2 separate regions of the Homo sapiens genome follow, and region 1 is linked to region 2. Evidence: chromatin contacts called from ENCODE Hi-C or POLR2A ChIA-PET data. All regions are on one chromosome and are shown on one strand. The core of a region is the stretch at or near the end of the contact, and the rest is flanking DNA. Distances in the headings are between cores, read along the strand shown.

What was found. Hi-C counts contacts between places; a loop is a spot of excess contacts on that map. ChIA-PET counts read pairs that join two places held with the same protein, here RNA polymerase II (POLR2A). Pooled maps may share reads with other maps.
Region 1: a loop to region 2 is called in a map of chondrocyte, with 3 times the contacts of the local background. The contact joins two enhancer-like sites. A Hi-C loop is called at or near these places in 1 of 168 maps with a recorded cell type or tissue (chondrocyte), 1 of 37 single-sample maps with no recorded cell type and 2 of 50 pooled maps. POLR2A ChIA-PET finds 5 or more read pairs at or near these places in 2 of 52 experiments (MCF 10A and activated CD4-positive, alpha-beta T cell).

What each region holds. Positions count from the first base shown.
Region 1 is chr15:57,500,938-57,506,110 of GRCh38, forward strand. The region is part of intron 8 of CGNL1 (cingulin like 1); the gene reads left to right. Among named protein-coding and RNA genes, the nearest start is that of GCOM1, 88 kb to the right of the region's middle. Within about 2 kb of position 3,739, at least 6 of the 41 ENCODE cell types and tissues checked have a DNase peak (open chromatin) inside an H3K27ac peak, as active enhancers do.
Region 2 is chr15:57,143,179-57,148,093 of GRCh38, forward strand. The region is part of intron 5 of TCF12 (transcription factor 12); the gene reads left to right. Among named protein-coding and RNA genes, the nearest start is that of SNORD13D, 130 kb to the right of the region's middle. Within about 2 kb of position 3,394, at least 3 of the 41 ENCODE cell types and tissues checked have a DNase peak (open chromatin) inside an H3K27ac peak, as active enhancers do.

The DNA.
Region 1 (5,173 bases), core at 2,489-4,988, 360 kb after region 2:
CAATAGTTGATTTAGCCCATGACACTGCTAAAATAGTGTGTATTAACTATAAAGTATAGAATACATGTGTGGTGGGAGAATGCGTGTGTATGCTTGGGGAGTATCACAGGGTATTAAATACCTAGACACATAAAAACCTCTATCAAGCTGATTAATTCAGTAACCTTGGATCGTGATTGTGCTATGTACCAGGTGCTGGGCTGGGCACAGAGTGGGATGGAGGCCCTGCCCAGAAGGGCTCCTGGTGTGGTTTTCAGCCTGTGGGCTCTCAACTCTGGCTGCCTGGGTTGGCTCCTGGCTCTGCTGCTTATACCTATGAGCCCCTAAGCAAGTGACTTACCTCTCAGTACCTCAGTTTCCTCACTTAGAAGCAAAGGATTATAACAGTTAATAGCAGTGCCTCCCTCAGCGGGAAGCCGAAGAGAATTCAGTGAGATGACTCATGGAAAGCACATAGCTGGTGTCTGGCATAGACTGAGCACTCAGAAAATCTAGTGATGCCTGCCTAGGCAGAGAGCCCTGTCCTCAGGGGGTGCAACCAGCAACTTACCTGCGGCAATGTGGGGAGTTAGGCTTATTGTCCAGTTCCCCAGGCATAGCCTGGCATGGGATGGGCTGAGAGGTGGAGACGGGGTGTTGGCCATAGAGGGAGAGAAGAAGTGGGGAGCAGGAGGAGGGTAAGGGAAAAGGGTGTTGTCTGATTTTCCCCCAGAAGTCAAGGTACAATTTGCCAGCAAAAGGGATGGGGTTGGGGCAAGAGGTGACCTCTAGGAGCCATCCGAGAGCTGCACAGGAGCCAGAGGGTTATTGGAGGCCCCTAGATGGGGAGGAAAGAGGAAAGGGACTGGCAGCTAAGGAAGAGATGGAAGCAGCAGTGGGACCCCAGCAGCAGTGCCCTGACTGCCACCGTGGATCCTGCAGCGGCACTCACAGGGGGGAAGTTCTGGGAAGGGTCCCATGGGTGTCTGTGTGTCTAGAGGTGGTGGGGACTTCCTTTGGTTGGTAGTCTTTAGTTCAAGCCCCAGGTTTTATCTCTAGCCTCTGTGTGGGGTCTGACTATTCTGTTCTCTGGGAGAATGTTCAGGAGCCTAGAGCAGTTGGTAATCAGGATGCTGATAGGCCCAACTTGCAGGGAGCGTTGTTTTGATTTTGGCCCCCATGCTTTGAGAGAAGACTTAGTACAACCTGCCAGTGAGTGAGGAAGGACCTTGGACAGTTTAGCCTAAGAGGAAAAGAAAGACAGGATGGTATGAGGGTGGGTTTTAAGTTTTTGGAAGGCTCTCGTTTGGAGGAAGGACACACTAAACCATCCTCAGTTGGTCTCAGTGATATTGTAGGAATGCAGACATCAGCTCAGTGTGAAGGAGGAGTTTCCATGCCTGAGAGCTGTGGGAAAATGGAAAGGCTTGTTTTGAGAGGCAGTGTGTTTCCAGCTCCCGGGGCAGAGGCTGAATGGCTGCTTATCTTCCACAGATATGGGGGAAGGTGGAAGGAAGTGTTAGAAATTCAAATTAGGGTTTCAACCTGAGAAAGTTGGTGTCTTAAATAATGCTGATGTTCTGTGACTTTATGAATGGGTAAGATGAATGAAATACAGGCCTGTTTTAATTTATCTGGAGAAATGGAAACTTTGGTAGGTCAGAGAGAGGAAATAACCTTTATCTGCCATGCAGATAATTGCAGAGATGGCTATGACCTTAGAGACCTCAGACCAGTGTGCTCATGAGCCTGTCTTCAGGCAGTGATTATTTAGATTTCACTTATGAACATGTTGAACTTTCTCTGGGACTTTAAACTCTTTAAAAATGGCACTGTACCTTGTTCAAGTTGTATATTCAGTGACTGTAGATAATCAATGGTGGATACTTCAATCCTTAATTGGATTCTCTTCTCTGACATTTTATAGTCATGGAAATGAGGCTCGGAGAAGTTGTGACTGCCTCAGGTCACAGACCGACCCAGGGGCTGCCCTGGGACCAAGACACCCACTCCTGCTCAGCCTCCAGTGTTCCTTCTATTTAGTCCACTTTCAGAGGTCCCAGTGCAGTTGGAATATGTCAGTACCAGGCATAGCATTTCATTAAGCTACCGCCTAAGGACGCACCATGTGGGATGCTTTTAGCGTGTGACTAGGGATTTTGTGGCACATGGCAGATTTTCCTAGATGTGAAGTCTATTACTCTGCAGAGCCTCGCTGTAACACCATTAATTGTCAAAGCCAGGGCCAGGCGGGGGCTGCCAGGCTCTCCAGATCCTCAATAGTTAGGTCAGTAGGAGCCTTGGCAGGGGCCTTCCTCCTACTCCTGATGAGGTGGCCCCAGGGATGGGCCAAGTCTCTGTGACTCATACCCAAGAGGGCTTCTCAAAATCACGAGTCACCTGGGTTGATGTGGGTATCTTAGGGGTCAGGCTGGGGTCCCCAAGGTCAGAGTACCCTGCCAGATGCAGTGCTTGTGGTCCAGTAAATGACAGCAGGTGACCTGGCTAGGGGTGGAGGGAGTGGGACTCTCATCAGATAGGTCCTGGAGGGCAACCTGAAGCTCAGAGTGGACCAGTTGAGGACTGGGCCCCCTTGTGTGTGGGGCAGGTGTTGCAGCTTCATCAGCCTGCGGTGTTCCAGGGCTCGCTCAGGGCAGGCTGGCTAAAGGCTTGGAGTGGAAGGGGTGTGTTATTAATCCATTTTCATGCTGCTGATTAAGACATACCTGAAGCTGGGAAGAAAAAGAGGTTTAGTTGGACTTAGAGTTCCACATGGCTGGGGAGGCCTCAGAATTATGGCAGGAGGCAAAAGGCACATTTTACATGGGGCGGCAGCAAGAGAAAATGAGGAAGATACAGAAGCGGAAACCTCTAATAAACCCATCAGATCTCGTGAGACTTGTTCACTATCATGAGACTAGGATGGGAAAGACTGGCCCCCATGATTCAATTACCTTCCCCTGGGTCCCTCCCACAACACGTGGGGATTCTGGGAGATACAATTCAAATTGAGATTTGGTGGGGACACAGCCAAATCATATCAGGGTGGTATGGGTATTCACGGTTATTGAGCAGCTGCCCCCTGTGCCCTGCGTGGCATTGTGCTGAGTACGCTGGGAGTGGCATGGCATTGCTCTTCCAGTTTACAGAGCAGGAAACAGAGCCTCCGGGTTCACTGCTGATCATTGATGAAAGCAGGGTGATGATGATGATAATGATGATGAGGGTTAGCAGAATCACTCCTGTCTACTCAGTGCACAGTGCACGCCTGGCCACATGCTATGTACTTTACACACATTACATTTCATCCTCACCACCACCCTGTATGTCAGGTACTATCATTGCCCTTTCAAAGTGGAGGAGATTACAGCTCAGTAAAAGGTAGTTGACGGGCTCAGAGTTGCATGGTTGATGGGCGGCTGAGCCAGGATTTAAACTCAAGTCTATCTGACTCTGGGAGCCCAGGCTCTTTCCTTGTTACAGCCCCACTTGTCCTTGGGAATGAAGCTTGTGATGAACTCCAGATTTTGTTTTTAATGGATGTGAGCCAGGTGGGCTGGATCTGCAAGTATAATAGTAGGTCTTTACGTGATGTGATAGGCTAGATGATGTTGCAGTAATAAACAGCCTCCAAAGCTCTGTAGCTTAACGAAGAAAAGCTTATTTCTTGCTCATGCTTCACATCCAGTCATGGCAGGGTTGGAGTTGGTTGCTTTGTTCCTGAGTCCCCGGGGGACCCAGGTGTTGGTGATCTCTGCAGTGGGGTAGGAGGAGGATATGGTAGATCATTAATGGGCTCTTGGAGCTTGTACCTGGACATGTCACCTGCCACTTCTTGCATTTCCTTGGCCAAAGCTAATCACATGGCCACTCCTGACTTCAAGGGGGCAGGGAAGCACATTGCATGTGCCTGGAGGAGAGAAGAACTGGAAATATTAGGTGAACAGCACTAATGACCCTCACAGTGATTCATGGGGCCTGTTTGGTCAGCACCCCAAGATGGTTCCTTTTTAAAACAGATGAGGGCTGGCCCTAGAGCAGTCCTGGGGAAGGTCTTGGATTAGACTTGGTTACTCCATCCCTCCCACTCTGTCTGTCCCAGCTCTTTTGAGGGAGGGGGTGGCATTTTATTCTCCATCAGAAAAGGAGGGACCGAGTGAGAGTCTTGCCAACAGCATGGCTGGGAAACAATTGCTCTAAGAGGACGGGGGCCAAAAAGTCACCACACCTCCTTCAAGGCCTCTGTATAGAAGGAAATCTGTGATTTATGCTCTGTAACTTCTGGGTGGTACACAGTAATTCCTTCCTGGACACTGTTTGCTGTGTATATAGCGACTCATCCTTTGACATTTCACACCATTATCTTTCATTTTTCTTGATCCGTGCAGTGAATGGATCCGTAACGCCACCCTGTTTTTAAGAAAGCTGAGCTGTGATTTAGAGAAGTTGTTACTTGCACAAAACCTCACAGTGGTCAGGTGACTATACCAGGATCAGGACGTTTCTATTCTGGCCCCATTCCCCTTGCCAGTCAGTTAGAGCTGGCTATTGACCCAGGTAGCCTGGCCTTGCAAGGAGGAACCAGGGCACTCTGGGCTTTGTAGGAGCCTGGTCTGCTCAGCTCTGTCTCAGGGAACAGCCTACTACTTTAAAGGAGGAAATAATAAAGGTCACTCTTGTCAGGTGTCTTAACCCTGTGGGTACCAGAGTCAGCCTAAACGCTTGTAGCAGTCTTGGCCCAGGCTCTTGCCTACCGAGACCATGTCCTTTTCTTTCTCCAGTCCCTGCTTAGCATCGCTCCTGTGGCCATGGAAGTGTGGGGCAAACGGAAAAGTTGACAGCTTTCTATACGGAAATTTGGTCTTGTTTGGGGCTGCAAGGAAGCACTAATGAGAAGCATCCATTGGATTGAAAGTTCTTGGCCTCAGCATTTGTATTTAAGTTCTGAAAATGGCATGATTTTTATAATTCAGGAGAGACCCTTTCAGCATTTATGGATATATGGTAGCAAAATGGGAAAGTTGAAGGATCCGTTTTCACAAATAACAAGACTTCCGGGCAGGGGTGCAGGGCAGAACTGTGGACTGGAGTAGGCCTGTGAGCTTCCAGATTGAGCCTTTGGCTGCTTGTTTATCTTCTTTCTTCAAAAATCCTGTTGAACCTGTTGGACATGTGTGTGCTGACAGCAAGCTGA
Region 2 (4,915 bases), core at 2,144-4,643:
AAGTAAAGCTAATGCATGATTCTGAACTTGGTCCTTTTGTTAAAGGACATTATTGAGACATTTGGTAAAATTCAAACAGGGTCTGAAGATAGTAATGTATAAATGTTAATTAGATGATTCTGATGGTTCTGTCATGCTTATTTGTACAGTACACATCAGCACATACACACCGAAGTATTTTGTGGGTGGTAGAGCATCGTGTCTGCTGCTTATTCTCAAAAATAACTAAGGGGAGGAAGTTTCATTTACTAACAACTTTTATGTAAGCTTGGGACATTTTAAAAATTAAACCGAAACAGCAACAAAAAAGGATTGTTTTGAACCTGAATGTGGAAATCTCAATGTCAGAATATTTAAAAAATGGATTTTGTGTTCCATGTATAGAGAAGGAAAAAAATCTTTTAGGTTTTAAGCTGGGTTGTAGGTTTTCTGACTGGGGCCCTGTACATTTGTGTGGCAATAGGTTAACAAGAGAAAGGCAGACAGAGGTTTATTCACATGTGCATTGCCTATACACATGAGTGTACCCAGAGACGAGTTACTCAAAAGACTGTTTAAAATTTGGAGTTTGTATACCTAACTTGGTAGAAGAAAGAGAGGGAAAAGTCAGGGCACTTATGGTAAGCAAATGACTTTTTGTAAAAATAAATGGGTCTTTAGGATAATAGATTGGAGATAGGCTACTTTGTGACAGTGTCTCTCTGGGTGTGGTGCTTACTTCTGTCTCCAGTAAGAGAGATTAGAGTTGCTCCTGGGGAGGGTTTTTTTGACAATTGAGTTCTTTTAGGAGGCTCTGCTTTTAGGCAGATAAGGATTTCAGAAACTGAAATGCCTTCAGCACAAAATAATTCTTATGCCAAAGTGTAATATTTTAGGATAGCATATCCTGATCCACCTTCACATGCACTGGGAAACTTCTATTAGTTTTTGAACAGTGGAGTGTAATGAAGATGATGTTCTTGTATGGATAGATGGGAGCAAAGAGAAACTAGAGGCAGGGGTATCAGTTGGGAGCCAAATGCTTATGTGTTCATCCACAGGAATCTAAACTGAGATGGTGATTGTTATGGGCAGAAAGAAAGGGATAGATACGAGGCACATTCTAAGGATTATCTTTTGGAATTTGTTCACTCTTAAAATGAAAGTGACAGAAAGAGAAATAGATGATGCGTAGTACAAATAAGTTCACATTCTGGACCAGAACAGGGCGTATTCCTGAACTTACTTGAAAATAATTTGATGACATCTTACTGTTTAATGTAAATGCTTTTAATGTAAACAAGTAGCATTTAATTACATAAATTACTTAGAGTTCTTACACTTTATAGGCTTTCTTTTCTTATACTTGTGTTCCTAAACTTGTGACCGTTTTGTACTGATGATTGGGTAAGTCAAATCATCAAATGACGTAACTTCGTTTGTTTTTCCCTCTCTTTTTGAGACAGCTTCTCACTCTGTAATCCAGGCTGGAGTGTGGTGGCACGAGCTCAGCTCACTGCAACCTCCGCCTCCTGAGCCCAAGTGATCCTCCCACCTCAGTCTCCCAAGTAGCTGGGACTACAGTCACACATCATCATGCCCAGCTAACTTTTTTGAATTTTTTTGTAGAGATAGGGTTTTGCCATGTTGCCTAGGGTGGTCTTAAACTCCTGAGCACTAGAGATCCACCTGCCTCAACCTCCCAAAGTGCTGGGATTACAAGCATGAGCTGCCATACCTGGCAGACCTAACTTCTTTGTGCACATGTTATATGGGTTACTTCACATGCATGAATTCTTTTAAAGATTTTAGCTTATCTGTAAGGAATATACTATATACTATGAGCATTTAAAAATACTTTTCCTGTATCAAATACAATGTTTATTGTAGAAAATCAAAATATGGATGAGCCAAAAGAAAATAAGAACATCCCTTATTTAAGAACATTTAAACATCTTAATAAGAACATTTCCATATGCCCAGGGCTACTGTGCTGCTTTAGTCTTCTGCTCTAAAGTTATTCTGCAGGGTATTCTGTCCATAGCTAATATTGGGAGAAAGGCAATCTAATTAAGCTTATTTACATTAATGAGTATTGGTAATGTGTTACAGTACAGAGAACCTAGGATTTGGAATCAGAACCTGAATCTTAGCAGTGTGCTCAGCCTTCACTACATTTATGACCTTTGGTAATTTAGTTGACCTCAATGATTCTCATTTATAAATGATTTCTCATTTATAAAATGGGAATAATAAAACTTGATTATCAGGGGATTGGTGAGTGTGAAATAAGATAGAAAATGCACAGTAAATGTAGTTTGAAATATGTAAAAAAAAAATGTGTACTAGGGATCATTGATAATGAGTGATGGACTTCTAATTCTTACATTATTTGCTTTTTGAAGTTTCTTGGTCACCCATATTGACCACAGATTGATAGAATCTTAGCTGTTCATTTAAAAAATATATTTTAGAGAATGAAAAAGGGAAAAAGAGTTGGTGTAGGAGTCACTTTGGTAAGCACGCTGACATAGCCTCAGTTTATATACTCAGGGATGCCTTCCTAGAGCTGTTCCTGATTCTCTCTTTCTTTGAATCCACCTGATCTCTAAAAGCTAACTCTATGCCCAAAGGTCAGTCAGCCTCTCCTTATGCTACTCTGCTCCTGCTGCGTGATAGTTGAGGGTAGGAAGGCTTTTGAGTTTAGAGCAGCGTTTCTGAAGCTTTATTGCTTATAAGAATCATCCAAGGATCTTGCTATAAAATGCAAGTTCTAGTTCAGATCATCTGGTATGGTACCCGAGATTCTGAATTTTTACAAACTTCATGGCCTTGCCTCTGATCTGAATATTACACTTTGAGTGGAGTTAAAAAACATGAATGATGTTTTTTATGTGACTTTTTATTTCTAAAGCTATTTGTAACTTAGGGTATTACTCATATTGTTATTACATATACCCTTTAAGATTTCATGTTAATTTCTTCTATTTAATACAGTCTTGTTCTCTGTGTAAAGCCTCAAACTCATTAGTTGCCCCAGGGTAATAATGAGGGTAACCAGTACTAGCATAAAGTGGTTACACAGGAGAACCAATACCAAAGGAAAATGTAACTGATAGTAGCAAGGTTTTTCTTTCATTCTTAAAACTTTGTCAACATCTCTCACTAATAGTAAATTAAATGTGAAATTTAAAATGAAATTACTAGATATACAAATTTGTTACATTTTCACCATGTTACAGAGTATTCATGTAAAAATCACTTATATTTAATAGCCAGTGTATTCATATTGTTTTAAATTAGGATTTTGTCTTAGGAGAGTTATCAAGTTCTATTTATTTCTGTGATACAAAAAATATTCAAATTTATATTATAGAACTCTAAGGAAATGAATACCGGATTTAGTCAAGGCAGAAATACCAAGACACAAGGGGGCACTGTCTTACCATAATCTGACTGATTTTAATTTAGCTTTTTGTTTGCTGTGAATGTCTTTCGTTTCCAAAATTCTGTCTTCTTTGTAGTTAATCATGAAAGCTTAAATATTATACATTCCTCTAAAGCTGTAATACTTAAATCAACTGAGCTTTCAGATTTCACAAATCAAATGTGCTCTTAGCAACATTTGGGAACCTTTCATTGTATTTGGCGTGAAATTGGGAAGAGTGGATGATAATTAGAGATGGTGTAACACACTGTTAGTGTTTAGGTCTGCGGTGGGGAAAATCACTGTAAAAATAATTCAGTTGATTTGGAGAAATATAGTGCCTCTGTTAGGCAGAAATGAGTTGGGATAAAGATTGAACTGTTATAAGCTGCAGCTGCATTTGCCATAAAATACCAAGTTGGTGCTGATGAATGTTTTGTTTTTATTGTCATGGAAACTTGGAGCTGGAGAATGGATATTCTATTCATTTGGGAAAATAGCAGTGCCTTGCATAAAACATAAGGGCCTTCCAAAGCAGTTCCTTAAATAGATATTGGCTGAATATAATCCAAAAAGTTGAGGAAGTAAAAGTGAAATAAATGCAATCATTTCTGGATCACTTCTTCCATTCTCAGTACTAACAATGTAACTATATATTCAGTTATTAAGCTTATTACTTCTAGAAAGTTTAATTCCAGTAAGCATGGTATTTGTTTAACATCAGTGTAATAGTTATCTAACCCTTTAGAGCTATCTTTATATTTATTTCCTTAGTTGTAAGATATCTTTTGGGAACTCTAAACCTATATCCTATTAAACAACTACTTCTGATCCCCAAATAGTTTGTTTTTTAAATTAATCCTGCTTATCTGCTATAATCTTTCATTGAAATATTTTAAAGCATTTTATACTTTTTTTAAAGCTTTACCCAAAATAAACTCTTACCATAAAAGCACTAAGTGAGATCTTTGCATGTTCTAGGGAAAAAAAACAGAAAGTATAAAATAAAAAACCTATAAAGGTGCAGTTAAATCCTTGTGCATATTTTATAAAATTATGAATGGAAAGAGACAGTCACAGGAACAGAAAATGCAAAGGAGTTTTGGGTTCAGTTATCACATATGTGATAATAGCAAAATACAAATATGGAAAATGATAGTAAAATGTAGATAAAGTGACAATACAAATTAAAGCAGAGTTCCTAAACTTTATAATAGGAAAAGGGGAAATTGTGAGTTATAATGGTTTTACCAAAGGTTACTGGCCAAGTTTCATTATCTCTGCAAGGGAAACTAGACTTTTTTTTTTTTTTTTTAAACAAAGTCTTGCTCTTCTGCCCAGGCTGGAGTGCAGTGGTGTGGTCATAGCTCATTTCAGCCTCCAAATCCTGGACTCAACAATCCTCTCACCTCAGCCTTCGAATAGCTGGGAGTACAGGTGCACGTCACCATGCCCTGCTAATTTTTTTTTATTATTATTTGTAGAGACACGATCGCACTATGTTGCCCA